4 separate regions of the Mus musculus genome follow, and regions 1, 2 and 3 are each linked to region 4. Evidence: chromatin loops called from intact Hi-C (ENCODE). Cell type or tissue: left cerebral cortex. All regions are shown on one strand. Region 1 overlaps 8030451A03Rik (a long non-coding RNA gene). Region 2 overlaps Gm31115 (a long non-coding RNA gene). Region 3 has its middle 48 kb from the start of Gm23950. Region 4 holds the start of Tnc (tenascin C).

Region 1 (8,000 bases), 100 kb before region 4:
GCCCTGGCCCTGGTCATGTGGGCATATGATAGAGCAGGCTCTCAGATACTGAACATCTGTAATGCACAGAAGCAAAAGAGGTCAAGTCTGTTGATTTATTTCCTCTGGGATGAGTCTAGTCTTCACCAGCATAGCCATTTATAAGGGAAGAAGTCTGTTGAAAGGAAAGGATTTATTTTTCAGAGCATAAAATATATCTCAGATATTTGACATAAGGGGACATTGAAGAGTTCTTTGGCAAGAGGGATACTGAAAACTGTTAGTTTCAGCTTCAAGTCAAATCAGAGTAGTGGCACCAAAGTCGTCAAACACCTTGGCAGTTTTTATTCTTCAAGTTGAGTGGTTTAATTCTTTCCCATCTCTCCTGGTGTGCCAGGATGTGACATTTGACATCTGAAAATTCCCTGATGTGCTATTCAAGGCTCTATCTGAACTAATGTTCAACTGTAGTTTCACCTGAGGAGGAGTGACTGGTAACCCCCCTTTTGTTTTCTTCATGTTGGCTCTGTCCTCCATTTGTCTTATTGTCCATCTTCCTTCCCTCTTTTTAGGATTGTTTTCAACAGAAAAGAAGCATTCTCTAAGAAGAACAATGATTTTTCGTTAGGGATTTAGTCTGTTTGGGAATGAATTGCAGTAAGACTGTCTCATGGTCCAGTGCTGACTTTGTTGTACATAACACAAAACCAAGGCTATGATAGCCATTGAAAAGATATACTTGAAATATGGAGGGTGGAGGGAAATATAGGAAAGTAAACAAAGAAAGGAAGGTAGGAGGGAGAAGGAATGGATGGAGGGGATAATGAGGGAAGAAAAGAGAGAGGGAGGGAGAAGTGGGAACAAGCAAAGTATCCAACATCACAAATCAATAAACTGATACAGTCCTTCCACTGTGGACTGTGACTATGCATGCCTGTCTCCAAAACAAAGCAAACCTGAGAATTCCTAATGCAGCAGTGCATTCCAGTACCTCAAACATATAAGCATGCAGAACAATCTAGTTTAAAGATGCATATAATTTCCCATGTGCAAAAAAAGAAGATCGTCTCATATTAAATTCATCTACTGTAAAATATACAAACAGGCCCTTGAACTGTTATATGACATGAATAACCCTGCTGCCTGCTAGTTTGATAGTTCTCAACTTTGGCCAATTTTGCTGCCAGGAGATACTTGTCAGTATCTTGAGACATTGATGAAGGCACTATGGGTGTGCCACATAATGTTGAAAGGGATATCCACTGGTGTTATCCATATGCACTTCTTGTTTAGGCAATGATATTATTGGGATTTCATGAGTGAGGCATCCCCATCATATCTAAAAGACACTGTCTTGGTCTCTTACAACCTTTCTACTACAATTTTCTAAGTCATACCCAGATGCTTAGGTGTAGGAGTTATACTGCAGATGTCCTAACTAGGTTTGGAATTTCCATAGCCACTTATTCTCTGCATTTAGATAAATATCTCTAAAAGTCTCCATTACAAAAACAAAAACAAAAACAAAAACAAAAACAAAAACAAAAACAAAAAACCATCCTCCACCCTACTTTTAAGTTTATGGTGAGAACTACAGTACCTGTGGTTTCAATGATAAGTAGTAGAATACAGACACAAACTATATTGATTTAGGTAAGTTCTTCTCTACAGTCTATGACCTCTTCAGACATTGATGGTTGTCTATGCATTTACATGCATATACCAGGCATGAGTTTGCTCCTACTGAGTGAACATCCTCCTGTTGAGTGAATTCCCTCCTGTTAATGACAATTAGAGAGTCGTTGGCAATCTTCAAAATAAAGTACCAGTATTAGGAATGTCTTATCAGGCTGGCCCTTGTGATAGTTGATTATACATCTGGGTATAACTATTCGTTACATTTTTGCCTTTGTTGTTTACAAAGCAACTTTGAATAGAATAAGAGCAAGTCCTTGGGGAAGAGCATCTAGGTTAAATCCAGCTTGATTTCTCTAAATCTTGTGTCCAGAGTATGTCATGTCTTCAGTTATAGAATCTTGCTTTCAAGTTCTGGGAGGCAACAAAAGGCAATGGCAATAGCCTATATAATATAATAGCCCATATTGTTTAGGGGCATCTCTTAAAAACCCCTGATTAACGACTAGATGGGAGATTTATTATAGAAACTCTATGGCTAATGAGAGGGAAGCGTTATCACCTCACTTGAGAAGTGTGTGTGTGTGTGTGTGTGTGTGTGTGTGTATTAACCTTGTAAAATGTTTCCCTATAGTTTCTCAAACATCTGAGCTATGTTTTAAGTCTCCTTGCCTCCACTCCCTCTACTCTCCTTCTCACCTTATGAAGTCACCTGCCTCCCGCCCCTCTCCCCCCCATTAGTCTCCTGTATCCGCCTCTCTATATCTCCTGCTCACAACTCTACTATGATCCCTTTCTATATTCTTGGTTTCTGTGGTTACTTCAAGTTACATCCTCAAACCTAAAGAGTCAGAATCACATTCTACATCTAAACAAGGGCATGTGCATTTTTTTCTTGGTCTGAATTATCTCATTTAGAAAAACAGTTTCCATTTCTATTCATTTACCTGGAAATTTCATTATTTCATTTTGCTTTGCATCTAAATAGTAATCCTTAGTGTATATGGATCACATTCATCATTTGAAGGATAATTAGGCTTTTTCCATTTCCTAGTTATTTTGACAGCAACAATGAACAACTGAGCAAGTTTCCCTACTGTTAGATAATAAGTTCTTTGGGTCCACCAAAGAACTGTATGGATGCATCATATGGCAGATTTTCTTTTAGCTCTTTGATAAATTTCTCAGTTCTTGAACTTTTATGCCTAAACATAAACTCCATAATCAGTGAAATGATTCTGCATCCATTAGTAAACTGTCCTAAGGTGACTGATTTTTAAACTTTTAATGATTCTAGCTACCATACATAAAAATTAATGAACTTGACAAAGAAATGAAAATGAGAATCTACTGTGGGAGACAGGTACTCATGACACAGTCTTTGACATAGTTCCCCTACCTCCAAGAGAAACATGTGCAAATGGAAATCAGGTTTTTTATTTTCCAGAAACATAATAGTTGTCTCCTTTGGGAGATTAATAACTAAGCATGCTGAAAATGAGAATCAATTATTTTCCTTAAAATATCTCATATGGTAGATAATTCTAGTATGGGTACTGTAGCTGATGAGAACTAGCTTTTCTTCTGACCAATACTCTGCTTTTTTGTTTTGCAGTGTTCTGTTTTGTTGTTGTTGTAGACATCTCTCAGGCTTGTAAAATGACTAAAGACAGACAGTTTGGGGGACAATAATTTCAGGATGTTGTGTGAGACTTATTTAGTATTAGCAGCTTCAAAAATCATACTTCTCAGAGCAGAATAATGATGGCCAGAGTCTCGCCCACCCTTTCATCTCATAACTTTCAGAAACCAGCCAAATCAGAGAGCCAACTGAAGCAGAAAGGGTGCCTCAGCCTCAACTTCTCATCAGTGCCATGCTTGCCAACTGCCACCGAAGCAAACTCCATTCCCACATGTCTCCAGTGGGATCTATGGTGGTTTCAGGAATTTGGATGCTGGCCTCAGATATCTTTCTGTATTACCATCATCTTGGATGAGGGGAAACCAACTCCAGGTGGAACCCATTCCAACACCCAGGAAGGAAGTGGCACATGATCAGATTCTCCTGACAAAGTAGAGTCCTTCTCCATGTAACACACTGAGACATGTGCCTGTTGTCATGGAGATTTCATAATGCAGCGCAAGTAAATGCAGACTGAATAGATTCCATCCAAAATGCCCTTGGAGGCCCACGGCTTTCATTCCCTTTCATCAGCAAGCCGGAGTCCAGCTGGAGCCAGAATTAGTGATGGGTAAAGAGCTGAAAAGGCTGTTGGTCCCTTTCCAGGGCACCTCCAACTTCTGTAAAGCTTCTTGGACTTGGAAGACTTCACTGGCAAGCTGTCCCGTGAGAGTCTCAGCTCTTCTTGGTTTTTTTCATTCTGGTCCATAAACCAGCATCTCACTTTGCATTTAGGAAAGAAGTGTGGAAGCTAATCACCACAGCTTTTAAGACTTTAAGACTTTGCAAAGAGGGAGGAAAAAAAAGGGATGTTTTGGGTAGAGACCAGAACATTATTTTGCTTCCAGCCTCTTTCCTCTTATTTAAGTACACACATACTGAACTAGCTTCCATAGCACAAGAGAAAACAATGTTCGCATTATTAAACATGATTTTTCTGTTTTTTAAAAAACAACTGCTATATGCAAAACATAAATCCAGAATACCTAGTTCTCTTCTGAAGATTTTATAATAATTAAAGTAAATGAAATAGTGTTTTCTTTTTAATTCTGCCTTCATACTGATGTGTCCAATCAAGTTATAAAAAGACTGTACCCATTTGCCCCATCCCATGGACAGAGCTGAACTGTGTTGTGAGGACAAAACAAATAACTATACAAGTGGCAGAGAATACATAACAGGAAATGTCTCAGGACACTTTGTTGGGCACAGGGAATGACATAGCCCTCAGGGAAGCAGATAACTGGACTGAGACAAGTCTAAAAACACTTTATATCCATTTCCTTAAATGTTACTACATTCCACATACAACACACATGCATGCACACATACACATGTTACATATGTGTGTATATATACATGTATGTTACACTTACATACACACATATACACAAACACACATTCCACCTCAATAAGAACAAGAAAGTTATACCAAAATGACTCAGTGACATCAGAAAATTACAACCCTTTTCTTTCTCTGAAGAAGTCTCAGAAATCCTAATTATATGTGACAAGCTGGGAAGACAGCCTTCACACGTCTCATGCAGAGCCTGGAGTGTGGAAAAGGAGAGGGAAACCGTGTCTTCTCATGTCGTGTTGCGGGAGGGGTTCTAAACTGTTGAGCTCCTTGTAGCTCACAGCTGTCCACTCATAAAATCAAGAGGAACACAAAACGGAGCAGGTGTGCAGGTGTAAATTTTCCAGAGCCTTCTGACACAGATAGCAACGTGGATCCAAAAGGGGAGAGGGCGTGGGGAAGGCTCATCACTTCCATTCAGCAAGCCGGAAGTCCAAGCCCTGGATGTAAGAGCCTCTCCACATCAGCCAGTTTCTCACTCTGCTTCAGCTGCCCAAGAATGCAGAGCCCAACACAAAGCATGCCTCTCCTCTCTCTAGAATGTAAAGAGACAAGTTATTTTGCAATTTAGATAGTAAAGTATTTACATTTTCGAACAAGTTATCATACTTATTTAAAGTAATAATGAATATATTTTGTCAATGAGTATTCTTTGAAATGCAAATTTTCATAAACTGATTTGTAAAAAAACTGACATCAGGCTGGGCCCATTTCAAGATATCCCACAGTTGGCCACAAACCCAGTGTCTTCACATTTTTCAACATGGGGAAGCACTGGTTGGTTATATTATTATTATCATTATTATTAATCAGCCACAAATGCTGATTTCCCTAACAAAAAAACTCTGCTTGGTCTTTTTTTTTTCTTTTATGTACATAACTTCCTTTTTTTCTTCTTCCTTCCTTCCCTGCTTTCTTCTTCCTTCCTTTATTCTTTATCTTTCCCTTTGTCTCTCTCCCTTTATTTCCTGCTTTTCACCTAAAATACATTCTGAACAGGTATGTTTTGAATTCCGTATTACAGGTAGCCAGGAACAATGTCATTACAAGATATAGCAACATTTTGCCTTTTTTTAAACTTCATTTCCTCTTTATTCAAATAACCTCTCTATATATCCTACTCTCATATAGATTTTCATGGATTTGTGGGGATTTTGCAGATTACTTTTGTTATTAAACAGAAAAGCATGAAGAATTTGAGGGTGCACAGCTTTAATCCCAGCACTCAGGATAGGGGCAGACTAATCTCTGATTTTGGAGATAGTCTGGTCTGCATAATAAGACCTTATCTCGGAAACTAAAAAAAAAGAGCTGGAGGAATGGATTAGCAGTTAAGAGCACTTTTTGGTCTATCCAAGGACCTGGAATCAATTACCAGAACCTGCATGGAGACTTTCAATAATTTGCAACTTCAATTCAAGGAGATCTGATGCCCTCTTCTTGTCTCCAGGGCCACCAAGCACGAACAAGGTACACAGGCATACATGTAGGCAAATCACCTTTGTAGGCAAATATACATTAAAAATAATGTAATAATAATGATAATACTACTAATAAAGCAATTGAGAAATTATTAAATCTTCTTAATGTGTGTATTTGATTACAAAATAACCCCTTCCTTAGTAAGCTTGAATTCTTTTGGATATAAAGACAGATTCTTGCAGGGAGCCATAATCAGCAGGGGGAAGGGACTGGGCTTCTTAGAGTGAAGAGTCAGCACCATTACTCAACACCTATATGAACTATATATTTCTAATGACCAAGGCAGTATCTTAGTTATCTTACTCAAGTCCAAGCATATATTTGAAACAGAACGAGTTCTGCATACATTTTGAGGAAGTGAGTGATTGAATAAATGAAGGAATGAATGAACTACTCCTCAAATCATTAACATATTGCTCACACTTGAATGATCTAGAGTATTGTTTTAAAATCTAAATGTACCCAAGTCACTTTCTTCACTAATAGGCACATTGTTTCTGGTGAGAGTCCCACCAGAGTGTTACTTGGGTAGACCAAGATGATAGCATCTTCAAGTTCAGGTTCATCATTTCAGTCTGCTACACAACAGTATCAATTAGTGAAAAACCAGTCCAACACTTAGTGGTATAGTAATGGTTTGTGAAGGCCAGTGCCAAGAATGTGGCCTGAGAGTTCCTGGTTTCACAGACAGCTCCCCTAGGAGAACAAAGCCTTCTCCTGGTTCACTGCCAATTACAACCCGCCTTCTAGCCCACAAAGTTTCTGAGAATTCAGTCATCTCCCCCCATACTAGAACTGGTACCATCTATTCAAAATCTACAGTTGTGGCATTTCCTTGGCTTTACTGTGTAATGAACCATTGCTAAGTGGAGAGAAAATGAACACATATAGGGCACGAGACAGAAAAGGAAGTGAAGAGACACTTGTGAGGATAAAACTCCCATCATTGAAACCATTGAAACCCAAGAATCTGAAAAGCTAATCTGCATTGAGCTGCTGGGATGCAAGGCACAGAGGCAAAGAGGCATACACAGATGACTCTTCTCTCAACAGCATGAGACAGAGTACAGCACAGTGCTTTCCATCACACTTTCAGTATATTCACTGACTACTCAAGATGCCCTACCACTGAAGTAATTCCTGAAGGACAGAAAGCTAACAGGGTCTACCACATTCCCCCATGCATCCTTTCAGCTTTCCCCCTCATTCTGAATATCTCTTCTGGTCCAGGATCTGGTACTTCAGAGATTCCCAATATATTCAAGTTTTGTATTTTTCTTTGCATAAGTGTCCAATCCATATTTAATTTATAGCACTTTCAGAATCATCATCAAGAGACCGTAAATCTTTTAATAATCTAGAGTAGGCTTGGAAAGCATGAGAATGCCTACTGGAGAGATAACTTTTTCTATGTCCTCCCAAACGTTTCAGGATAACAATTCATTTTAAGGTGGCATCATATTCACTCCAAGCTCTAGTCTCTCCCTTCCTCTCTCTCGTTTCCTTTGTACTCACTGTGCACATTGTACTTATGTTATATAGTTGATTGAAAGCATCACATCACTTTCTCCCCAATGTGACCTAGTGTTCCTGAAGACCCACGAAAATCTTGCCAGAGTGACTGTAAGTTCAAATCAGTTCCATCTTACATTAAAATATTAGGGGAAATAAGCCAATGATTCGATGGCATTCTTGGGACACCAATAGATTGAATCTTAAACCTCCTTAACTTGTCATGGCTTCCAAACTGTTTTCCTTTTCTTGTTTCTCTGCACACAGAATTTTCCTAAACAAAATAAGAATGTGTAGAATGAATGAGAGTGAGTTTCATGAAATGTAAAGGGTGGTGATGCTTCCTTATAGTAA
Region 2 (8,000 bases), 240 kb before region 4:
AAATTTCTTTATAATGGGAGTAATGTCAGCAGGAAAGCTTACTACAGGTGGTTGAAATGCTTCTTCATGCTCCTCCCCTATACAACCAAAAACATCTAGAACATAGAAATCCTTTAATAAGCCTGTAGTGTTCAAGACAGATTGCCAGGGTTCAGCAGAGATATTACAGACACAGTAGCCTTAAAGAGAAGGGACTTAGCTGTGACATTTACCATAGCATGGTTTCACCATCCTATCTTTCTAGAGAACATTAACCTTGAACGAATTTGAAAAAGAAATACACTGAACACAAAGAGATTTACAGAAACTTGCTATCAATCAATTAATCAATCAATAAAATAGAAATAAAGCAAGATTAAATTGTTAAATGGCTAACAGTTAAAGGTTTCAACTTTTATACAGTACCCAAAGCCCAGTCTTCTAAGCATTTCAGGCCTTTCAAATAAGAATGAGGCATTCATAATTTCTGTGTCATTTCTGGAAATGGCCTCTTATGGAAGACATGTGTCACCTTCTTTTGAGATTCTTGTCTCTGTGTTAGGAACTTTCCATATGGCTTTCACTTGGGATTTTTGTTATATCTTGAACAATTCTTACCTTCTATTGTCACCTAATTTTTATTAGAATGTCTCCTTACTGCCTGTGTGCTCATTATTTTCATGCAAGGGTCATCAAGGTGACTAATGACCCTTCAAATCTGGAGTAGCTGGAAAATATCCCCCTCCACTGTCCTCAAGTAATGTGCATTCCTTTTTGCTTGTACTTTTATTCCTTTGTTAGTGAGTGACTTGTTCCATGCTTAACTAATTATTAAAAATGTGACAATGTGCTTGTTAAACAATGATGTGCAGAGTGAAAGATACAGAAGCAAAACTTCCAGAAAGTTCTCTCAAGTTCTTTGAAGATCGTATTCATCTTGATTTTGAGGTTGTTTTCCAAAAACACATTCACTAAATTTAACATTTCCATTCCTGTGACCATGTGCCTAGTCCTTCTGTTTTGAGAATTTGGAAGATCAGTTTGGCTCCCTCACAGACTACACATGTCAGAAGTCTTTTGATTTATGAACCAGTGAATGCCATCTTCACTCTTCACGTTTCTCTTTTCCAGACCTAAAATAGACAGATTAGATGGAGAGAAAAAAAAAAACGTGTGGGTTAAATTGCAAAAAGGCATGAAGAACATTAAACAGACCCTGCTCCTGACCCCTGGTTTCCATCTGCATCTTCTCTCCCTTTTCCTGGAGCCAATAGCAACCTAGACTCCCCATTCTTAATTGTTGTGCTGCTGGATGCTCATCTCGGGCTTAGGATACTTCCAAAATCTCTGTAACCAGCTCCAGCTCGAGCGAGTTTCTGCATCATTTCCACAGGCCAGCTGTGCCATCCTCCATAGAAATATATCCAAGTTCACGGTATAGGTGGAGAACCATTTTTACTTTCACTTAAGATAGACTTCATTTCTCCTGTCTTTTTTTTTTCTTTCAGGCATTTTTGAAAGACTCATGGAGAGAATGCCTCATCTCTAAGTGAGTTTGCAAACCAAATTCTCCTCTTGGAATGCCTATACATCCTCTTCTTAAGAACCATCCACAGTGCCCTCATAATTTCTGTTGTTCTACTTCCAACTTCAGTAAGCCAGAATGAGCAGAAAAGGCAACATGAAGAGTGTACCTGTGACAAAATACAGAAGCTTGGATTTGTCATCCATTATCCTGGCCCAGTCCTCCTTAATAGGAATCACAATATTTACTCAGCCTCCTGTAATGAAAGATAATCATTTTGAAAGACACTTTTTCTCATATTTTACTAAACATTCAGTAGAACTGAAACATTCAAGAGGAGAAAATGGTTCTGTAGTTACTTCGTAAGGCCTCTTGTGTTTGTTCTGTTCCTGGTATAGTCCTCTTTATCATGTCACCTGCAGCCTGTTGGAGCCTCTACAGTGTTATAGCTCAAAGCCTGGTGAATAGCACTACTCAAGAGTTAGGAAATCAATTTACATTTAAACTGCCCGTTGTGCAGAACAAGCTCTAATTTTATAAGCTAAGGCCCATCTTTCTCTGAAAACTGTTTCTTCACCCCTGTAATTTCTCACTACAGATTTTCTTTCCAAGATACAGAAGGCATCAGAATTGGCTTTCCTGTGTTTGTGCAGGCACACCAAGTGGTAATAAATATACACCAGTTTAAAAAGTCCACTACCTGTGAGAAGAGATGTTGAGAAATAAGAAATGACTTGGATATGAAAATAATTTCCTTAGTTAAAAGCTAAGGGATTTTCATTCCCATCTTTACACAAAGCTCAAGAACCCCATTCCTTATTCAACACAGGCTTGAAATAAGAATAAAATATTACATGACAAGTTTAAAGTGACTGCACAGGACCATCATCCCATTTCTGGAGGTCTCCTGTGGAAAGTATGCGTCACTTTTTTTTCTTTTTTTGTAAAGTCATCTCTCATTTTTCCCCTTAGGTGGGGCACTTCTATATGCCGAGGAACAGAGCCTTCTACTTGAGAGATTCATGCTTCCAAGAATCTAATTCTGATGTCAACTGGAAATTTTGTCACACAGAGTGACTCAAGGTCAAGAAAGACACTTTGCTAGGTATCAAGACAGTCAATAAAAGACCTAATAGAAACTTCAAGACTTTGCTCCATCCCTTGCAAGCCACATTTCCTAAGATAAATCACTTAATCTCTATGACTTCCTATCTTTATTCTTAATGCAGAACTAATACATTTATTTCATATAATTAGCCATGCAGTGTATTATCATAATGTCTATGGCAGAAAGCAAATACTCGATACATACCCACTACTATGTACAGAATCTCAATCCTTTTCTCTCCCTCCCCTCTACTTCCATTCCCTGTCCTCTCCTCATGTCAATTTTGTCCACACCATGGTGTCTGTATCCTTTAGCCACCTCTATGAAGTAGGTGTTTGTGACCATTGCTCCACATAATCATATGATAAAATGAATCACGGCTATTACTTCACTTATCCAAGATATAAGATAAGAAGAGAAATCAATAGAGCTTGTGTTTGACTCAAAGCATGTGTTCTTAGATTCTATGGCTGCTTCATTTCAGAATAACCCTCTATCAATCCAAATCAAAGTCCCTGAAGTACCCCTTACATCAGGTTTATAAAGGAAAATTTACAAGATCAGAACCCATATTTATCAAGCAGAGATATGCCCACAAAGTAGCAAAACCATTCCAGTTGCCCATCTCTATGTCACCATACAGAATGAAGCCATTAGCATCTGTGACTCACTTTATCACCCACTTCTGAATCCTCCCACATGCAAAGCAGAATCACGTTGAATATTATTCTGTAATGAGAGGTAGATTTGCTTCTTACAATCACTGTGACTTTTCTTCTTAACGTACTTGTTTCTTTTCTGATCCTTTGCAGAAAATGTAAGTCTTCATTAATAGATCCTTTCATCAAAATGGGGGAGGACAAGTGATGAGGACACATTTGGGTGTCCAGGAAAAAAGGATGCCAGGAAAAGAGAGACATGTGGAAGGAAGGCAAAGGGCCATGGAACAATTTAAGACTAAGTGCTGTTCTGCCATTCTCGGCTGTTAGCTGGCAGTGCCAAGAGCTAGGCTGTCAGCAGTTAAGCAGGCCAAGCCAGGGCCCTCCCTGTCTGTCTCTGGGGCCATTTCCCAAGCATTCTACTGTCTTGGCTAGCCAGAGATTAACTCCAAAGTACACTGCCCCTGTTTGGCTCTGCATCCTCTGGTCCCAAACACCAAGCCATGGCTTGAGCCAACACAGCTTTTCTTCCTCAGAACTCCTTGCACAATGAATTTGTGACCATCTGTCTCCTGCTCTATTTGCTTTCCTGCACAGAATCAAAATTATCCCTGCAGCCCAAACAGCCCATAACTCAATGTCTGACTCATACTTGGTGCTTAGTGACTGCTGGTTTGTTTGAGAGGCACATAGGTATGGAGAAAAATACATAAGCCTTAGAATAACTCCACATGAAGTTGAGAATGAACCCTTCCTCTTAGTCATGGTGACACCTTCAAAAGAGGTGTCATTTCCCCAAAGGATGTCACTTCATTATTTACTATTAGAAATAATGGTAATTTGTCTGAGTCAATATTGCTGTGTAGACCACATGAAATTATACAGGGCAAAGATTACAAACTAACTGTGACTCCTTTCTATAGACTCCTAATTAGCCTCATGTCCCTCTATTGAAGCTGCCATTCTGACTGAAGAATATGTTAGAGGCTCGGGATGACTGCCTCCCCAAGGTTGCCTTAAGCTTTCTATGTACTTTTAAATGGCTCTTTACACAATTATTGCAATCTCCTACATTCAATCACCAACCATTCACTCATGTATATTTCACTTAAAAAATATTCATTACTTATTATTGACCAGGATCGAAGGTAAATTCTAAAAATGTCACAGTGTGCAAAGCAATAAGAAAATTTTGATGCTTATAAATTTATGGGAGAGAAGACCATTTACAAATCAGCATTCAATTGTTTTATTGAATAAATAAATGAAAAATATAACCAGGTAACCAGGGATAAACAACAGTGTGTGTGTGTGTGTGTGTGTGTGTGTGTGTGTGTGTGTGTGTGTGTGTGTGTGATAGTTTAGTGGGAACACAATGCTTAAAAATAATGGAGTCTTTCATGGGTACAAGTCAATTCAACAGCTTAAAGAATGGATGAGACATAAGCAGGTTAAATGTACATCTGTTTAATGTGTAATTGGAGCTTTGGTGAAGGGAGGCAATGCAGACCAAAGCTTCCCTGGAAGGTTTTCAGAAGAATGACCAATGGGGCACAAAAGAACTTAACACCCTAAAAGCTACTTGCAGGACAGATTTTTAAATGACCCATTTTGTTACTTCTTATGTCTGTCTTTCTTTTCCCTAATGGCTTGTATCAATTCTCACAGCTTTGCTGGAAGAAGGAAAGAATGAGAAACAAGAAAAGGCATAGAGAGGACAGAAGAAACATGATGAAAAGGAGACTGAAGCTGAAGCACTGCTTGTAAGCAGGGAGCATTCATTTTCACCAAGCCTGATCTTGCTCCTTGGTTCCCTGACTCATCACAGCCTTATAGCACTCCCCCTCAGACCTCAATGGTGAACTTGTCTGAGCCTCTTAATATTCAGTTCTCTCTGTATCCATTTATTGAGTAACCAAAGTCTGATGTCCAGCCCTCTTCCTACCACTGATCTCCCTGCCTAAGATCAGACACTGACCACCCTGAACAGACAACATTTGTGAGGGTTTCTCCATAGACTCCCACACATCCAACTCCCCAGAACAAGCTGAGATTTGAGTTTCTGAAGTCTGACTCAGATCATATTCTCTTTGATTAAAGTCGTGTAATGGAAATTTCTTTTCATGAACAAAAAGCCTAAAATCCCATTCTTGTCACCAGGATTGGCCATTTAATTTCCATGTGGTAATTGAAAAGAAAATTTAAGAATTTCAAAGGAATGAGAACAGAGCATTTAATAAAGCATGAGGTACTTTTTTAATTTTTGAAAAACTGTGTGGCACTGGTTTCATTATAACATTTTCATATGTCTATTTCATTTTGCTTTGCTCACAATGATCTCACTACTACTTGTTCCCCACTCCCTCTGGGTGGTTACTTTTTTGCTTTCAAATACTCCCCTCCTGCTTTAATGTTATATGTTTTTATATACATGACATATGTAGATATATTATATGTACCATATAATATATGGTTTTATTATATGGTACATAATATTATTCTAGATTACACACACACATACACAATACTCGTATATCATAGTCTGAATTCTTACCATGATGACCTTCAGTTTGTTCCATTTCCCAGAAAATGCCAAAATGTTCTTTATGGCTGAGTAGAAATATACAGGCAAGAACAAAGTTTAAGTTCAAGTATGCAAATGGCAAAGATCACATGTCCTTTCCAGACTTGGAAGTTGTGAGTTCCTAGGTCTTGTGTACACTGTTCTTCTGCATCTCTTAGGAACTCCCACACTCTCAGGTACAATCTGTTTTGTATACTATCACAGCCTTTCTCTGTGCACATTGCCCCTTCTGAGACCACTTCATCTTCTGGGTCAACTAGTTCTTATTTGTTGATATCTATCCATAACCTCATTTTCTTTCCCTGATACTGACAGACATAGGTTCTAACTTTGGATTACCACAGTCCTGACCTTCCTCCTGGTAATAGAACTTACTGAATTTCATTGACAATATTTGTTTTGTATTTTCTTTACCAGATTTTGCATTCTAGAGAGGTTGAGACAAGATCTTCTGGCTCTATGTGTGGTATCTATATAAATACTTAATTCTGTGATTATTTGCACTAAATAATATATGCATGTAATCTACATATTTCTATGGTTTGGGTACATTTTGATTGATTAATCCCTAATGTGGCAGAATTAAGAGGCAATTGAACCCTAGGTCCAAAGTTAACTTCAATGTGAAATAGACAGAACAGTGGATCTCAACCTTCCTTATGCTATGACCCTGTAGTGCAGTAGCCAAACATCAGGAGCTCAGAAGTCTTGTGGAAGTGTTGGGGATAAAATTGAGCAAGCCTGGGGGGTAAAGGACAGGAAGACCTACAGATCAACTAACTTGGGCCCATAGAGGTGCACAGAGACTGAACCACCAACCAAAAAACATGCAGAGACTGGACCTATGCCCCCTCTCCCATATATTTGTTTCAGATGTGCAGCTTGACCTTCATGTAAGTCCCCTAACAATTAGAGCAGGGGAATTCTCTGACTCTGTTGCATGCCATTGGATCCCTTCCTCTACTTGGACTGCCTAGTTGGGCCTCAGTGAGAGAAGAGGTTCTTTGTCCTACAGAGACTAGATGTCCCAGGTTGGGGTGGTACCCAAGGGATCTTCCCATTCTCTTAGAAGAAGGTGGGCTAATGGGGAGAGAGACTTATAATGGCAGGACTAGGAAGAGAGGAAGGGTGTACAATTGGGATGTAATATGAATAAAATAAAAATAGATTATGGAATGAAGGAAAACATCATAAAATCTATTTATTAACACATTTGGTATTTGTTATTAAAAAGTACAAAAAAGCCAATTCTTTAAAAAAAATAATTCAGTTACTCATTTTGTGCTGACCCCCAACCACAGAATTATTTTTGTTGCTACTTCATAACTGTAATTTTACTACTATTATAAATTGTAAGGTAAATATACACTTTGCAGGCTTTTGGATATGTGGCCCTCAAAGAAGTCATGATCTGATGGTTGAGAAGTGCTACCCTCAGAAAGGATAAATGTAGTCCTGATGAGGCCCCAGTAGAAAATCTTGTCTGCCCTCTGGTTTCTCCTTCTCACCAAATGATATCTTCCTCTCACAACACCTTCCTCCTGATGCTATGGACTATGAGGTGCTCATGCCAGAGGCCTAACAGATGCAGCAGACAAGTCTTAGACTTTTAGCATACAAGTCTGAGCCAGCCAACTGAACCTTTTTTTGTAAGCTATCTATCTTCAGATATTTTAAAATAGAAAAAAAAAGGAAAGACAAAGACAAATACTAATATAACTTTACTAGCTTGCACAAAACCACAGCTAGCAAATGAAGGGGACAGTACTCTGAGCTGATTTCTTTTAATTCCAAACCCTATATTCCAAGTCAGAATACTTTACTCGTTCTAAAACTTCAGGTAAATACATGAATACAAGATGTGGTATGCTGAATCATAACCCCCCAAAATGATATTTTAATACTTAGGGCTTTGTGACTGTTACATTATGTGATAAAATAAAGTTTTACAGCTGTGAATGTTGATGATCAGTATGTAAGGAGATGATCCTGGCCTTCCTGGGTTACCCTAAATGCACACACATAAGTCTTTTGAAAAAGTAGAGGAGTATTTAGATACAGAACACAATGTCATATATCCACAGAAGCAGAGCCTGGAATTATAGAAGTTATCATAATAGAAACTTGTAGGCATGAATAGATGTA
Region 3 (8,000 bases), 450 kb before region 4:
TGACTTCTGTCGGTGAAAAAGAGCCAGAACGTGCACTTTTTATGCCTAACTCTTTTTTCTATTTCTTCTTTAAATCACGCTCATCAAGAGAGAATAGTTTATCCAATTGGATTTCAACAGAGCTGAGGTTCCTGTTTTCCTATTAAATATCTATAGAATATAGAAATGCTTAGCTCTAGATTACTTAAGTAGGAATAGTAAACCTCTGACATTTTGCCAGGTGTTTGTTGTTTCTTTGAGATGGGGCCTCAAGGACATTGCTTAACTAGCTTTGGAATACAGATTTTTTCTACCTCAACCATCCAAGTACTGGAATTACAGGTAACTTTATTTGTTTCTCTGTTATGACATATACATATATGTGATATAAATATATATATATGTATATATATATATGTATATATATGTATATATACATATAATTAATAAAATAACTTTAACTGTCAAGGGTCAAAACAATCCTCCACATACAATAAAAAACATTGAGCCCAAAATTCTATAAAATAGAATTTGCTACCTCAGTTCGTGGATTCTTGGCTCCTACAGTAGGAGCTTCTGAGAGGGAAGAAATGTGCATTATTGCCAAATTCAGAATGCTTTAGAGATGAGGATATACAGACATGAACCATCCAGCTTCTATCCTCATCAGAGTCTATAGTGCTAAGTATCTTCATCACTTCTTTATTGCTTTGACAAGATAGCTGATAAAGGTTTGTTTGGGCTCAGTTTAAGGTATACCCTGTCCATCAGGGGAGGGCAGGCACAGCAGCAAGAGTGGCTGTGGGTTGGCCACAGAAGCCTAAAGGAGCACTTTGTATCTGCAGTCAGGAAGCAGAGAGGAATGCTGCTGCTCCACTCCCTTGCTTTCTCTTTTCTTTGTCTTATTTAGTTTAGGATCAGAGCAAAGGGATGGTTGTTCTCCCATTAGAGTCAGTCTTCTCACCTTTGTCAAACCCCTCAGGAAACACTTCTAAAGGCAGACCTGAAGATGTCTCATTGTGGTCCTAAATCCCAATATGTTGGTAATAAGGATTAAACATCACACTGAGTGACATCCATGAGAAGACTCATGACATAGTGTGAGTCTAGGCAACTCAAAAACAGTGAAGACCCTGACTTAACTCATAAATCAGGGGTGGTTTCTGGCTTTACCACCTATCAGCTGTACCAAATAGTTACTAGCAGTCTCCTCTTCAGTTGGAATATTAATATCAACTTTAGTGAATCACTTACAAGGCTATAGGATATGAATAATGTTTTCTGAAAAAAATCTTAGATGTTTCTATTTTTATTATTGTTTTAATTATTGCTTAAATACTTAACTCACTATATTGTAATACTGTACTTAAATATTGTAAATATAATATTGTAATATTATTACTTAAATATTTAACTCACTATAAATACTAATTGTATTATTTCACCAAACAAATCCTAAATATGAGTGCATGTAAATAGTTTTGCTGGATGCTCCAAAAATAATAGATATTAACAAAGGTAGTATTTTACTTAAATCAATTTGAGGATTGCTATTATTTATAGAATAAAAATTTGAAATCTTTCATATAACATCCTTAGACATAGTGTGTTGCCCCTATTTAAAAAGTATCAACCCCCATAGAGACACAAAATATTAAGTCACACTATGTTCCTAAACTTTGGTCCACCTATTTTTATCTATAGTATGCTTATGATTAGTTGCCTAATGTTTGGCTCTCTTGAAATTTTAGCTCCTTTTGGGTATGAATTCAAGCCTAGTTTGCAAACCCATTGTATCCCTGAAATGAAACAGAGTATCTCATAGTAAAAAGTCTGTTGCTTTGATCTAGATCTTGAATGTTCCCCCAAATTCCATATATAAAGTGTATGATGGCCATACTACTACAGGAGGTTGTGGAAGCTCTGTTGCTTAGATCATGTGAATCGTGAGGTCATCAGCATCCAAACCCCTTCCTCTTCTCTCTTTACTTCCAATCCACCATGAGGTGAAAAAGCTTCTCTCAACATAGCTTCCTGTGATGATGACCAGTTTTACTCCAAATTCTATGTGATGGAATCACGTGACTATAAATTATCCCACTCCTCCTCCAGATCATGAGCTAAAATGAGTCTTTATTCCGTATCTCAAGCACTTCTCTTGCCTTGCCACTGACTAAATATTGGGTAGTAATTGGGTTTTAGAAATGAAAGATTCTATGACAGACAAAGTTATTCTGTGTGAAAAGAACTTAGAGAATGACAACAGCCTTTAAAGAGAGTGTAACCATTAAACTTGGCTTTATAGCCAGCCTTACAAAACAATACAAGGACAGAAAAATAAATCATTCATGGAAGTCCTAAGTGTTTTTAATGTGTTTAATACCCATTCTTTATCTGTAAATTTATCTACTTATTTCCCACTATGTAGCCCTAGCTGGACTGGAACTCATCATATAGAAAAGGATGGCCTTGACCTCATAGAGATCCATTGTTTTCTGAGTGCAGGGTCTTACTTGACATTTATACCAGAGAGAAGTTACATCCGGGCTATATAAGTAAAATCATCTGCCAAACATATATAAGACACTGAAGTGAACATCTATCTTTCCCACAGATTCTGTTTTATATGATGAAGATAACACAGAAAAGCTTTTAAACTATAATGATAAAAATTGATTGAAAGAAGAGTAAGTAATGTAGAATAAAGAGGAGATAAAAATGAAGGTAAGATGAAGAGAGAAGGGGAGAAGTTAAGAAGAAGATGCTAAAGAAGAAGAAGAAAAAATAATTTCATATTCTTTGTCATGAATGTAAATCTTGATATATGTGTGTATATAACTTTATATAAATACTATCAGAGTAATTAATATTTTCCTTACATTAAAGAAAGAAGAACTGACTTCCATACAGAAAAAAAAATCCCTTTCAAAGCCATAGGATAATATGAAGTTTATTTTAATGGTAACATTTTGATGCACTGACTACTAAAAAGCATTTATTTTATATCTATAATTGATAAATGCAACATTCTGTTCTGGGACTAATACAACTATGTTTTAAAAAGACAGTTATATCCCAGTAGAGCATTCACTGGGATAAAGCATACTGCAGAGACCTAGCTGGTGGTATCCATCAACAAGGGCATCTTTGCCTTTCTCTTAGGAAGACTAAGAGAAAATAGGAAAAATAGTGGTCAATTTCAACACCATGGGTTTCTCTTCACTTCATCTTGATGTGTAATATACTCTCGTGCAGCTAAGCAATAGAAAATTGAAGGTTTCACAAGCTAAAATGATTGAGTGGTGAGACTGCAGATTGGAGCCAGGAAAATATCAAGGCAGAATGGGGCTGTGCACTTGGACTTTTGTTCATAATTGCTGCAACATGCTGATTTTAATACTTAGATGATATCTATTTAAGACATAGCACCCATGCTATACCATGAGTTAAAAAAAATAAAAAACAATTTTTCCACTGTCTCCTCAGCTCTGCATTCAATAAAACAGACCACTTTATGAGTATTTTCATCAGGGCCAGAAAACACTAAACATTATCCTACCAACTACCATCCTGACTTGGTTGTCAAACTTTCATCAATATTTCATTGTACAAATAGCATCTATGTGTCAATCATAATTTGTCTCTCTGTAAAGGGGACAAAAAGGTGAAATGATGTTAAAGACTTCTGGCAACCTGGGTGATAGAGCACCAATAGCTTAAAACATGGCAGGTTTGAACCAAACTACAGATGCTGGCTATGCAGTGCCCCTCAGATTTTCAGAAAGTTTCTTTGCCTCCTTAAGCCTCAGATCCTTCTTATGTAGAATTCATTGAGTAACAAAATGCTTATGTCTTCCTGTATATTGAGTGCAAGTATGAAAACCATGAAGCAATATAGAGATTCTCAGTGCTAAATCAGCACTGTTCCTATGCCTGTGAGCCACAAATAGAAAGAATTAACATATTTATTTATATTTTTTATATGGAATCTTGTTAGGTTTTTTTTTCTGCTTAAATCATAACTTTGAGTTTCTTGGTGTTATTTGATTGACATTCTTTGCAAACTGTTCCCATATTTACATTAATACATACTCTAATTTCTAATTCTAACAAGTGACATTATGTTTTATAAAAGTAAACTAAACACAAAAAGCATAAGTCAATTTACTTTACAATATGAATAAAGAACTTATTCAGAAGGTTCATAGTAGCAGGGTGTGTGTCAGTATGTTATGCATTTAACATTAACTGTTCCTGCTACAAGAGCATGGTCTATATCAGTAATCTATGGACAACTGCAGAACCTTCCTTGTACCACCAGAGAGCAGTAAATAGCCATTATTCAAGATTTAAAAAATTGCCCTGTAATTGCAATTGGTTCTTTTCCTCTATACAGCATCCTGGCAAATACTCAGTAAGTCTTGGCTGTCCAAATTGTTAGATGAAGTTACTGAAAGAAGGGAACCCTTTGCCAGAATAAGTCCTGTAAGCTTATTGGAGTTGCATAAAGGGGACATGCTTTTCAAAGTAAGCACACAAATATTATCTCAACACTGCTTTTAAGGGAAGAATTAGTTGAGACACACCTAATCACAAGACTTGTCCAGTATCACCCAATGAATTGACAGCATAGCTGGAGCCAGAGTTGTGGACCCTAACTCATCTGTGAGTTAATACGCAAGTATCTGTAGAGCATTCTGGAGTCATTCTCACCCTGTACCACTGAAATGGAGAATACATATTTCAGAAAAGTCTCTCATGCTGAGATTGATGAAGACCTCTGAGCATGGTGCTTCTATTTGGATATTGCCTTGGTGATCCTGGGATTACTGCTTCTCTCAAGAGACAAATAAGTAGGTAACATGAAAGGGAGTTATTAAAAGAAAACTTAAATGCATTTTTTTTCAGGGATATAACCATGGTGCAGGAATTTGATAAGTTTGGACACAGTACACAAAAGACCTCCAGTAGAAATTAACTGTATTCATCCATTCTCATTTTCTTGTCTCAAGAAAAAATATTATGGCACATTTTAGCAAGCCAACTGGGTAATTGTACACAAAATCACAAAGTTGATTGCAGTGGGGAAAAAAACTGTAATCAAATTTTATTTATTTTTTGTTTTATAAAACATATTCCAGAAACACAGTTTTGTCCTTTGGATTATATGCCTAGCCATTAGAACCTGAACCATCTCCTCTACCCCAGAAATTGCCTTTTGATTCACCCCCCAGAGGTCTTGTAAAGGTAATAGAACAAAGCAGAGTACCTCAGAAAAGTCAAGGCACCCTTGGAAACTTTAAAATCTGTTGATTAGCATCTTCTGGGTAAATTTCTTTTGTATTACAGACATCAAAGACAGTCAGAAGAAATCTAAGAAACTGATGCCACAGCACTTGGGCATATGGGCTTGTAGTACAGAGGGAAGACACTCTAAATACTTGCAGAAAAAAAAAATCTGCCTGTCTGACATAAAGTTCCAAGGAAAGGAAGGACATTCAAGACTCCTAGACAATGACACATAGCATTCTGCTATCAACTTGGCCAGAATTATTTTGCCTATCTGATATATGATAGGTTTGAGAAGCTATTGTGGGAGTGGGTGGGTTAGGGAGCAAGGGGAGTGGGGAGGGAATAGGGGACATTCAGGGAGGAAACTAGGAAAGTAAATAGCATTTTGAAAAGTAAGTGAGCATCCACTTCTGTATTTGCCAGGCACTGGCATAGCCTCATAGGAGACAGCTATATCAGGGTCCTTTCAGCAAAATCTTGCTGACATATGCAATAGTGTCTGGGTTTGGTGGCTGATTATGGGATGGATCCCCAGGTGGGGTAGTCTCTGGATAGTCCATCCTTTCATCTTAGCTCCAAGATGGAACACAGGGTCCCCAATGGAGAAGCTAGAGAAAGCAACCAAGGAGCTGAAAGGGTCTGCAACCCTATAGGTGGAACAACAATATGAACGTCTCAGGACCCCCAGAGCTCCTATCTCTAGCTGCATATGTAGCAGAAGATGGCCTAGTCGGTTATCACTGGGAAGAGAGGCCCCTTGGTATTGCAAACTTTATATGCCCCAATACAGGGGAATGCCAAGGCCAAGAAATGGGAGTGGGTGGGTAGGGGAGCAGGGTGGAGGGAGGGTATAGGGAACTTTTGGGATAGCATTTGAAATGTATATAAAGAAAATATCTAATTAAAAAAAGAAAAAGAAAAGTAAGTGAAGAAAATATCTAATAATTAAAAAAAAGAAAAGTCTTTTCAAACTTAGAAGGGAGGCATGAGACGAAGTGGCAAGAGGGGCCAGCATGAGTGGTGAGAATGAAGATTAGTAGCAGGTTCCAGTAAGAGCATTTTGGCAGATGAAGGCAATAGTGAAAAACTACCTGACAGCATGTTCTTGCTTTAACGTAGCGCTAGGGCTGAATTCCTTACTAGGTTCCCCCGAGATCTCATTTATTAAGGTTGATGTTGTTTTGCTGTTTCTCAACTCTTTTGGAAAGTGATAATGTAGTCCAAAAATTCAGGGTACCTTTTCATTTTATAGTTGTGCATGATAGAAAGAATAAACTCTATCTATCCCACCAAAACTCAATCTCCGAGAGAGATGTTAACTACCACTTACTTCAGAGGCAATATGTCTCCTGAGTCTCATTTCACTGGGCATCTCCTATGTCCCCTGCTCCTGAGGCCACAGGAAAGTCTCATTAACTTGAATTTTACATAGTCACTATCTGCACCCCCAAACTCAGGCCCTCATATTCAGTACAGTTTCTATTCATGCAGAGGACTTTGCACTTCATCCCATTCCCCGTCCTGAAATGTACTCTTCTTTCCTCAGCTTTAGCATAGATGTCACCTCCCCCTACAGTCTATCCTGACTCACTTACAATGGTATGCCTTTCTGTGCCTGTCCTGTACTTTCAGAGAACCTGCTTCTCCTGGAACACCTGTCACAGTGCCTTAAAAAGCCTATTGTTTGCCTCTGCTTCATAGCACAGAAATAGATTTTAGCAAATAGTTTGTGTGGGTAGATTGTTCTTCATCATCCAGCTAATTTGTAGATTTTGAAAAAAAAAACTAACATATTCTCATGAAAGGATTAGATAGATAAACAAATATTTTAATGAAGTGCTGCATACAGCTTATCAGAATATAATGGGTGGCATTGGGGATATGAGCTCCAGTGAAACATGTGACCCTTTGGTTCCGTGGCAGCATGAGACACCCTAGTTCTGTTTCTCAATCATATTCCCACACCCTATAATTGCCCAAAGGTCAAGTGAGGTCTGCCTGAGGAGGGAGCCCATTTTCTTCTGGAAAGTATTCGCTGCTCCTATTTTGCAGTCTTCTGCCTCTGATGTTGTCAGCAAAGCCAGGAGCTTCTGGGATCTCTATTAGTCCCAGACTGCGTGAACAGACTCTGGGACAGAGGCTGCAGCTGGGAAGAATGTCCCTGGTGTGAACAGAGCTGCTTTGAAGATATATGAAGAAAACAGGTGGCATTTTTCTCCCATGAGAAGGCCAGGCAGCCAGGTGTGGAGGGAAATAAATGACAGCCAAGCTTGTATTGTCCCTGAGAATTGGTGGACAATGTAAAAAATTGAGCCTGAAATTTAAAGGTACATGTTCCACATTAAATACTTTTACTATTTAAATAACTTTAGACATGGAGCCTATATTTTATAGCTTTTTTTAAATTAGGATAATACAAGTTGTTAACATAAGTGTTCTATAAATCAAGTGAAGTGACCTACAGTATCTACTTATAAGATTTATGAGTCTTTAACAGTCTATCCTCCATCTCTATCTGTCTGTATATCATCATCTATGTATCTATCATCTCTGTATGTATATATCTATCTAATATCTATTATCTATCTATTTATCTATCTATCTATCTGTCTGTCTGTCTGTCTGTCTGTCTGTCTGTCTCTACATATCTATTCTCTATATAAGATGTTTGAACATATCCTCTAGACTTTAAGCACAATATAATCTCAAAATTCTTAAAACCAACATAG
Region 4 (8,000 bases):
ATCCATGGTATATAAAAATATTTTTTTAAAAATCCAAAAGAGCAAATTCATTCAGCATATGGGCAAAAGAGCTAAATGGACAGTTCCCAAAAGATTAAATAACTAGCAATAAATACATGGGAACTGCTTAGGCTACTTCTCGATCAGGGAAACAAACATCCAAACTGCTAGAAGGATCCATCTGACCCCAGTCAGAAAAGCTGTCCTGAAGAAAACAAAGTCCAACCAACAGTTATTGGCAAGGGTGTCTTTTGCTGCTAATGGGAATGTGAATTCAATTCACCCAATAACTATGAAAATCTCTGTGGAGGAAGTTCAATAGGTTGAAACTAGGGCTATGGCAGTTAGCCTGAAATATCGGAGTCAGTTTACTGTGGAGATTCTGGAGTAGCCACATTGATCATGGCACCACTCACAATCCATCTACCTGTCATCTGCAGACGAGAGGAGGAGGAGGAGGAGGAAGAGAAGGCACTAGATACACCCAGAGAAGTTTTATTCAGCCATAAAGAAAAATACAGCTACGCCATTTGCAGAAAAATAAACAGAACTGGAGATCACCTTGCTAAGTCAAATAAGCTAAACTCATGCAGGAAGACAAGCACTGCACGTTTCTCTTACATATGCAAATTAGGAGCGAGAAACAAGCAAATGGAGCAGGACAGTCAGGGGTATGGAGGGCAAGGGTAGGCAAGGCATTAGAAGACTGATTATCACAGTATTATGTGCACTATGGAAACAGCACAACAAATGCAATCACTCAGTATTATTACTCTATGTAAAGTATAAAGAGTCCAGGGGGACAGAACAGTGTCTAGTCTGAGCAGTCCTCCTCACTGTAAGGCTGAAGTATAGCTAGAATTATGATGTTTCTCAGCACTTTGGGAGAAAACTTTTTTTGTTAGTGAAAGGGTCTCTTGTTTGTTCTTGGAGGTTTTGGTTGGTTGGTTCTGTTTGTTTGTCTTCTAGAGAAGGTTTCAGTCTAGGCTGGCCCAGACTCATGCTGACTCCCAGGCTTGAACCTCTCAAATGCCATGATCACGACAGGATGAGCCTCCATAACCTGCTGAACATTCATTTTACAAGTAGATTGCAGTACAGCAGAGGCTGAACCTCCAGCCAAGGGGATAGCATGGGCTAGGCCGAGGCTCCTCACATATATGTAGCAGATGTGCAGCTTGGTCTTCACGTGGCCCCCCACCTCCTCACAACTGGAGCAGGGGCTGTCTCTGAATCTGTTTCTTGTCTGTGGATCCCACTCCTCTAGCTGGGCCACCTTGTCTGGCCTCCGTGGGAGAAAATTCACCTGCAGAGAGATTTGCTATGTCAGGGTGGGGTGACACCTAGGGCCTGGCCCCCTTCCCAGGTAAAAGGGATGGGGGAAATGGGGGAAAGAGCTGTAGGGCAGGCACTGGGAGGAGAGGGAGGCTGGATACTGGGATGTGGAGTGAATAAATAAATTAATGGAAAAAAAGATAGATCTCAGGTGTCATGTGACACATTTCTGTGACCACTGATGGTTATAGTCTTATGTGTCAGGATCACCATCCTCAGGGCCTCCCATCTGACTTCGCTTTCCAGTAATAGGTTAAGCAGTTTGTGGTAGCTGTGAATTCATGATTGACTATAGAACACTAAGAATTGTTGGGGACCAGGGATGTCAAGTCTGGAACATTCTTAGAAGCCCTATTAATCACACGGCTTTTAGCAGACTCTCTCAGCTTACCTTGTTCAGACATAAGAAAATGGTTACAAATAAATTGATTATATATTTATTGTATATAAACATAGCTCATAGGACACATGGAGTAAAGACATGTCTAACACTTTCTCTGCTAACTGAGAAGAGGTAGCCTGGGTCTGCTTAGGAAAGCCTAGAGGCGTGGAAGCATTCACTACTGGTGGAAAGACAGGCTTGTGCCACTGAAATATGTTTTGGCTAACACGCAGAATGAAAAAATTCCCAAAGCAACCAACATCTGAATCAGCCCAAATGGTTTAAAAGTTCAAATGAGTCGTTTTACGACATGACTATTTATGGCTGTTCCTGATGTCTGAGCGGTGTGTGTGTGTGTGTGTGTGGGGGGGGGGGGGATAGGGAACACTTAAGCAGGCAGTCTTCGAGTCCTGGAATCGGTGCCACCCTAGGGATAGCCTAATTTTGTCTTGCTTTATTCTCCCAGGGAGATTGAAACTAAATGTTATGAGAAAGGCTGAAGGATGGTATCAATCAGTAAGTGGATGGTTGAAATTTCCGATAATAGTTGTTAATTAAAACATCAGAAGTCTCTTCTAAATTACAGAACAAAGAGATGCATTTTCCACAGTCCAGCAAAGCAGCTGTGTCTGTTGTCATGGGTGACAGTTTCCTACTTAAGCATCACTCACTGTTTCTGGTCACCAATGTGTCATGGAGCCATGAATTCTAAGTGCTTCCCAGGCACAATTCCTTGATGGCATTAAACTGCTTCTCTAAATTGCAGGGTATAAGCACTGTCCCAAACAAGCCCAGAAGTACCGTGAGCTGAGCTTGGCCCCAGGTGCCTTGGGGATACTTTAACATGCTAAATGAGGACTTCAACCTAAATAGTGTTACCTTTTGAAATATATTAGTGCTTCTCTAAGAAAAAAAAAAAAAAGTCTTCACTCAGCACCTAGGTACACTGAGAGCTCAGGAGTACACCCTGAGCTAAGTACTACACCCTACTTAGTAGACCCTACTAAGTAGAAAGCACTTAGTATGTGGCATAAACAATGTCAAAAAGTGACTCCTGAGGGGACATTGGGATCTGGATAAAGATTCCTCCAGGCAGCTGGGCACCGCTGGGTCCTGCTTCAGAAAAGCTCACTTTTCTAAGCTCCCAGTATGGTTCCCACCTGCTGAGAACTAATCTTGGGTTATCTCCAAGCTGGCCAAGAGAAACCTGAACTGCCCCGGGCTTGCTCAACTCTCCTCGATCTCCTCTTTCCAGGAACTCAGGTTCAGCCCTCAGGCTTTCTCCGAGGTGCCACCCCGCAGCTGCTGCCCAGAGCCTGAGGGAACCCAGGTCGTGTTTCCAGCTTGCTCTAGTCCAGGAGCAGCGCCAGGATCCAGTTCCCTCATATCCCAGTTCCCAAGGCTTCTGTTTCACAATTAGAATACTCATTTGTGGAGCAATGCAAAAATCACACTTCACTAACAACTACTCTGCGGGGGCGGAGGGAGCTGAAATTCCTACTTTTTTTTTTCTTCACTATAAATTGTATGCAAATGGTCCGTTAGCTGGCGGCGCGCCTGGAGTGAGTGCGTCTTTCATGAGCTAACCCTGTTCCGCTGGGAGGGCTGTGCCTTTAACTCACCAACTGAAAAAAAAAAAAGTGGGAAAGGATGTCTGGAGGCGAGGCGTCCCATTACAGAGGAAGGAGCTCCCTATATAAGCCTGCCAAAGCTGGCTGCTCCGGCCACAGCCTGCCTACTGTCACGCGTCTCTCCCGCGCGCAGACACACACCCTAGCCTCTGGTGGGCACAGACAGTGGCTGGGAAGACGCTAGGGACCGCGCGCTTGGGAACTCGTTGTGGCTTAACCCAGGTACTTCTTCACGGAGCTGGTGCACCCAGAGACTTTGCTTTTCCCGACCTGGAAAAGGTGAGTCTGTTGATCCCATCACCCAGGATCTTTCTGGTGTGCTCCTGGCATTCCCGGTACCCAGTAAGATGTGGGTTTGTAACTATAAAACTTTTGTTTAATTTCCAAGCCCGGTGTGATCAGATGCGGCCCGATTATTCTGTGCTTGCCCTCCTGCGGTCATGTATTTGGTATGGATCTGTCAATAGTCAGAGGAACTCAGGGAACTTTTGGTAAAGTTTTGTCTCTGCCTTTCTTTGGAGGAAATGTCTTACTTTAACTCTTACCCTTTTACCTCGTTGATTCTCACCTGTGGATTTTCCCCTTTTGGAGCGTTAGAGAAGTTGCATTTTAAAGTGGCATTCACTCACAGCACTTGGGTGGGATGAGTACCACGTACCCGTAGTAGGGAGAACACAACCGTGCATCTACACAGTCTCAGCACTTGACAGTTTTCGTTCCCCTCTTGTCCCATTTGATCCTCAGTGTCCACTCTGGGGAAAGATAAGAGCTGGATACCAGAGCTAGGAGATGAGTTCTGGGCACGGATGAAAAGCCCACAGGCTGTAAGATGAAACTGGTGGGCACGTCTGTGGGTTCTTGAAGCAGGGTGCCATCCTCCTGATTCAGAGACCTCAGGTGGGGCATGTGTAGAAGGTTTGGAGGCATCTGAACCCCATATTGCTCCCAAATCGGCCTCCCTCCTGACACTTTATCCCAGAACCCCAGTAACATATTCCCTTCCCTGGTGAACTTTGGAAAGAGCACAGAGATTCCTCTATGCCATCGTTGTGACAGGGGGAATAAGAGGTTGGGGTTTGACCCTAGAAGTGGCTTGGGCATTCCCACTAGTGCCACTACAACATAAATGTGTCAGGAAAATATGTAACTTCTATGGACCTTAGTTTCCACTTCTCTAAAGTGGGGACAGCAGCTCCCCTTATAATGAGGAGCGAATGAGGAACAAAAAAGATCAAATCAGCAACTGGGCAATCTCTGTCATGGCCCAAAGCTGCCAACACCCTGGACGTGAAAAGCGGGGCCTCTTAACCCAGTTTTTCAGTGTGTCTGCTTACCCCCAAAGCCTCTGCCTTCTTATCTTGCCCAATCTGAGACAGCCTGCTAGCCTGGCACGTAGTGTTTTACAAGCAAGGGGTGTGTTGGCACCATTAGGAGAAAAGGTGGCAGCCTCGGGCTTGATGTGAATCTGGAGTTCTGACTCCAGAATGTCCTCAGGCATTTACAGGCTGAAGTGCTTGGCTATGGAGTGCTGTGTGGCTGGTGGTCTTTGGAATCAGATTCTTTGCCTCAGAGGATGAGCCAGACTGGGAGCTCTCTTTAAGAGTGAATGCCTCTTTTTCGTGTGTTTTCGTGGAATCTTTTTTTTTCTTTGTTTTATAGAGCTTTCCCTATATGCACCTTAGAAATGAAAGCTGCTCCCCACCCCACTGCCTTTCCTGAGATGCAACAAAGCTCACCAGGGCTGGTGAGAGGCATGCTCTGTCTAAATAAGCTGATGGAAAGTTCTCCTGTCCTATGAACCAAGGCTTTCGAAGGGCATGGGGGATGGGGGTAGTGTGCCTTGGCCTGGTACATTCCAAGAATGTGACCACATCTAGGGAAAGAAGGGGGTGCAGTGTGTGAATATTCTCTGGGTTACTCAAATGGGGTGAGCACGAGAGAGAGAGAGAGAGAGAGAGAGAGAGAGACAGAGACAGAGACAGAGACAGAGACAGAGACAGAGAGAATGGGTGAAGCCAAGCTTGGTAATCACCCACTCCCTCATTTGTTCAAAACACCTAGCTTCGCGCTCTTGGCCTCTCTTTCCCCTGTCTCAAGAGGTGACAAGGCTTCCATCCATCAGTTTTGTCACTCATACAAAGAGGGTGAGGAGTTACCTCTCCTGGGGCTCTGTGACATACACACCAGAAGAGTTCAATAGACAGAGGTGTTTCTGTTTACCTTGTTACTAGATCACAGATACTTTCAAGATTAATGTCCTAAACAAATGTTTGTCAAGTTTAACAATAGAAGCAGTTATTAATAAATTATGAACAACCCTCCTCCCTGAGTTTCTGACAGATAAAAATGAGGTTGCATGGGCTAACATGGGGTTAAGGGGTGCAAACACACTATTCATACCCCTGGAACATTTTTACCACATTGCAAACAATGGGACACACAGCTCCAGATCTCACAGCTAGGCAGTGCTTACTCAGATCAGTGTTCTGAAATCCAGCAGCTATGGGAGTAAGGACAGTTCCCCAAATGAAACAGGAGACAGGAATTTTAGAGGCTTAAGAAAGGTTGGTTACTTCAATCAATGTCAGTAATCACTATAGCCAGCATAGAATTAACCAGTGTATGAGCTATAGGCTCTTGATGCTTCCCTGGGCATCATGGTATCAAATGGCCACAGCAGGTCTCTGGAGCATGGGTGTACTTATAAGACAGAGAGACTCACAGAGCAGAGAGATTGGGTCTTGGAACTCAAGTGATAGGGCCAGAATCTAAGCTCATATCTTTCTTTGGAGGCTGTGCTTCTTTTCAACGTGTCAGCTTCTTGTATAGCCCTCAGAGGGAAAGCACTTCCCTTCTGACAAAATATGCCCCACCAGGCAGACTGTGGCCACCCATAAATACAGCAATAGCCTGATCATATAACCAGAATAGAATTTGGAAAGGGAACTCAGGCTGACAGAATGAAAAACATACTCCCTGAATCCTATCCGTTCTCATGTTCGCTGTGAACTAAAACCACCTCTCATCTCTCTTCCCGCAGTTTCATGAACTTACAAACTGGCTTTCACAAAGCATAAAGGCTCCTCCATACTGAGGCTGTATGGGTTTGAAAAGTAGAACTTGAGAAACAAATATTTAGTTGGTTCTCCATATACAGTTCCTCTATGGTAGTCAGACACTGACATAAAATAGCTAATAGTCAGGGATGAAGTGTGACACAGTGATGGGGAAGACTGTCTACTTAGTTTTCTAATACTGCAAATTATGAATCAACAGCTCCATTTAATAGATGGAGAAACTGAGGCTCAAGGAAGCTGAGTAGCTCAGCCCAGGATCTTCTCACAAGAGTCAGAACTGGCTGCAAACCCAAACTTTCTAAGTAAAACGCCACCGTTTTGTCTCTTGTGTCACGCTGCCTCTTGATGTCAGACTTGGCTACCCAAGTGCAGAACTGTGCACGGTGTCCTTTGGGGAATGGCCAGAAGAGCACACAAGACTCCAGCTGGCATTGGTGCCTCTTGATTTCACAGAGGAGCCCTGCAGCTATCGTTTTTCATGGTGCACAAGAAAGGTTAGCTGGTGGTAGTGCAACCCAATGCTTAGAAACGGAAACATTCCAATTTCAGCTGAGGGACAGGGTGAGTGAGGGAGAAAGGAGAGAGAGAGAGAGAGACAGAGACAGAGACACAGAGACAGAGACGGAGGGACAGACAGAGACAGACAGAGACAGACAGACAGACATAGACAGACAGAGACAGCAGAGAGAAACAGAGACAGGAAGATAGAGACAGAAACACAAAGAGAAAGACAGAGAGGAAGACAGAGTGAGCAGAAAGAGAGAAAAATCACACACACACACACGAGAGAGAGAGAGAGAGAGAGAGAGAGAGAGAGAGAGAGAGAGAGAGAGAGAAAGGGGGTGGCAAGGTTGCAGTCATGTCCTTCCTAGTGATTTTCATGGCATCAGCCCACACTTCCCATGGCTGTGCAGGTGGGAGCTACAAAAGGGAGAAAAGGGAGACAGCCATACCTGCATCTTCTAAGGTGTAGGAGAGCTAAATGTGTGGTTTTAAGGGGGCTGCTGGGGAGATAAAAATGGGGCTCTCCCAGGTCTCTAACAGAAGTCAGGGAACAGCTATAGCCTCCATGCCACTGATTCTGCCGAAGCCTCAAAGAGGAAGATTGTGATTCAAACACCTCTCACCACACAAAGATAGCTGGGAATCCCCTTGAATCCCGTCCCAGACCAGTCCAAACACCTTCAACATGTGGAAAACATTACATGAAGGCCCCTTTCCAAGAAGGAAAACCCCTTAATGTATAGTGAGACGAGCCTCCTAAAAATCCCAATCCTTTACAACACAAAGCACACTGGTGACTTTGCCTTCTATGAAATCTGCACACACCCTATGACTTCTTGTGGAGGAGAAACCACTGCATAGTTCTCTTGATTCCGAGCCTGGCGCTCAGACTTTTGTTCAGTTATACCCTTAAATCTAATCATCTTTGTTCTTTCTCCTTTTCTGCCATATATACTTCCTAGAGCAGTGGTTCTCGACTATCCTCATGCTGTGATCCTTTAATACAGTTTCTCATGTTGTGATGACGTCCCCCCCCCCGAAATAAAATTATTTTTGTTCCTTCATAACTTT

What was found. Hi-C counts contacts between places; a loop is a spot of excess contacts. Peaks named below come from ENCODE experiments on the same cell type or tissue, not always from the same donor. Only the 100,000 strongest peaks of a DNase experiment are listed, where the experiment ranks them.
Region 1: it touches region 4 in a loop (3-fold over the local background); 3 of 42 quality-filtered maps call a loop at or near these places.
Region 2: it touches region 4 in a loop (3-fold over the local background); 2 of 42 quality-filtered maps call a loop at or near these places.
Region 3: a loop joins it to region 4, with 2.7 times the contacts of the local background. A loop is called at or near these places in 2 of 42 quality-filtered maps.

Annotation. Positions count from the first base shown.
Region 1 is chr4:64,144,961-64,152,960 of GRCm38, reverse strand. It overlaps 8030451A03Rik (a long non-coding RNA gene), which reads right to left. Exons shown (of 12, transcript XR_881356.2): 12 at 4,405-5,187. Among named protein-coding and RNA genes, the nearest start is that of Gm31115, 5.3 kb to the left of the region's middle. In left cerebral cortex, no CTCF peak of the experiment used is centred here; a DNase peak (open chromatin) is centred at 3,826.
Region 2 is chr4:64,278,416-64,286,415 of GRCm38, reverse strand. It overlaps Gm31115 (a long non-coding RNA gene), which reads right to left. Exons shown (of 3, transcript XR_390647.2): 2 at 1,674-1,760; 3 at 298-1,112. Among named protein-coding and RNA genes, the nearest start is that of Gm11217, 5.8 kb to the right of the region's middle. In left cerebral cortex, no CTCF peak of the experiment used is centred here; DNase peaks (open chromatin) are centred at 1,450, 3,327 and 3,829; H3K27ac peaks cover 601 bases.
Region 3 is chr4:64,489,089-64,497,088 of GRCm38, reverse strand. No RefSeq gene overlaps it. Among named protein-coding and RNA genes, the nearest start is that of Gm23950, 48 kb to the right of the region's middle. In left cerebral cortex, a CTCF peak has its summit at 4,301 (motif pointing right); a DNase peak (open chromatin) is centred at 4,395.
Region 4 is chr4:64,042,376-64,050,375 of GRCm38, reverse strand. Tnc (tenascin C) reads left to right here and starts at 3,440. Exons shown (of 27, transcript NM_001369211.1): 1 at 3,440-3,627. The region is part of intron 4 of 8030451A03Rik (a long non-coding RNA gene); the gene reads right to left. In left cerebral cortex, no CTCF peak of the experiment used is centred here; DNase peaks (open chromatin) are centred at 1,911 and 3,252; H3K4me3 peaks cover 563 bases.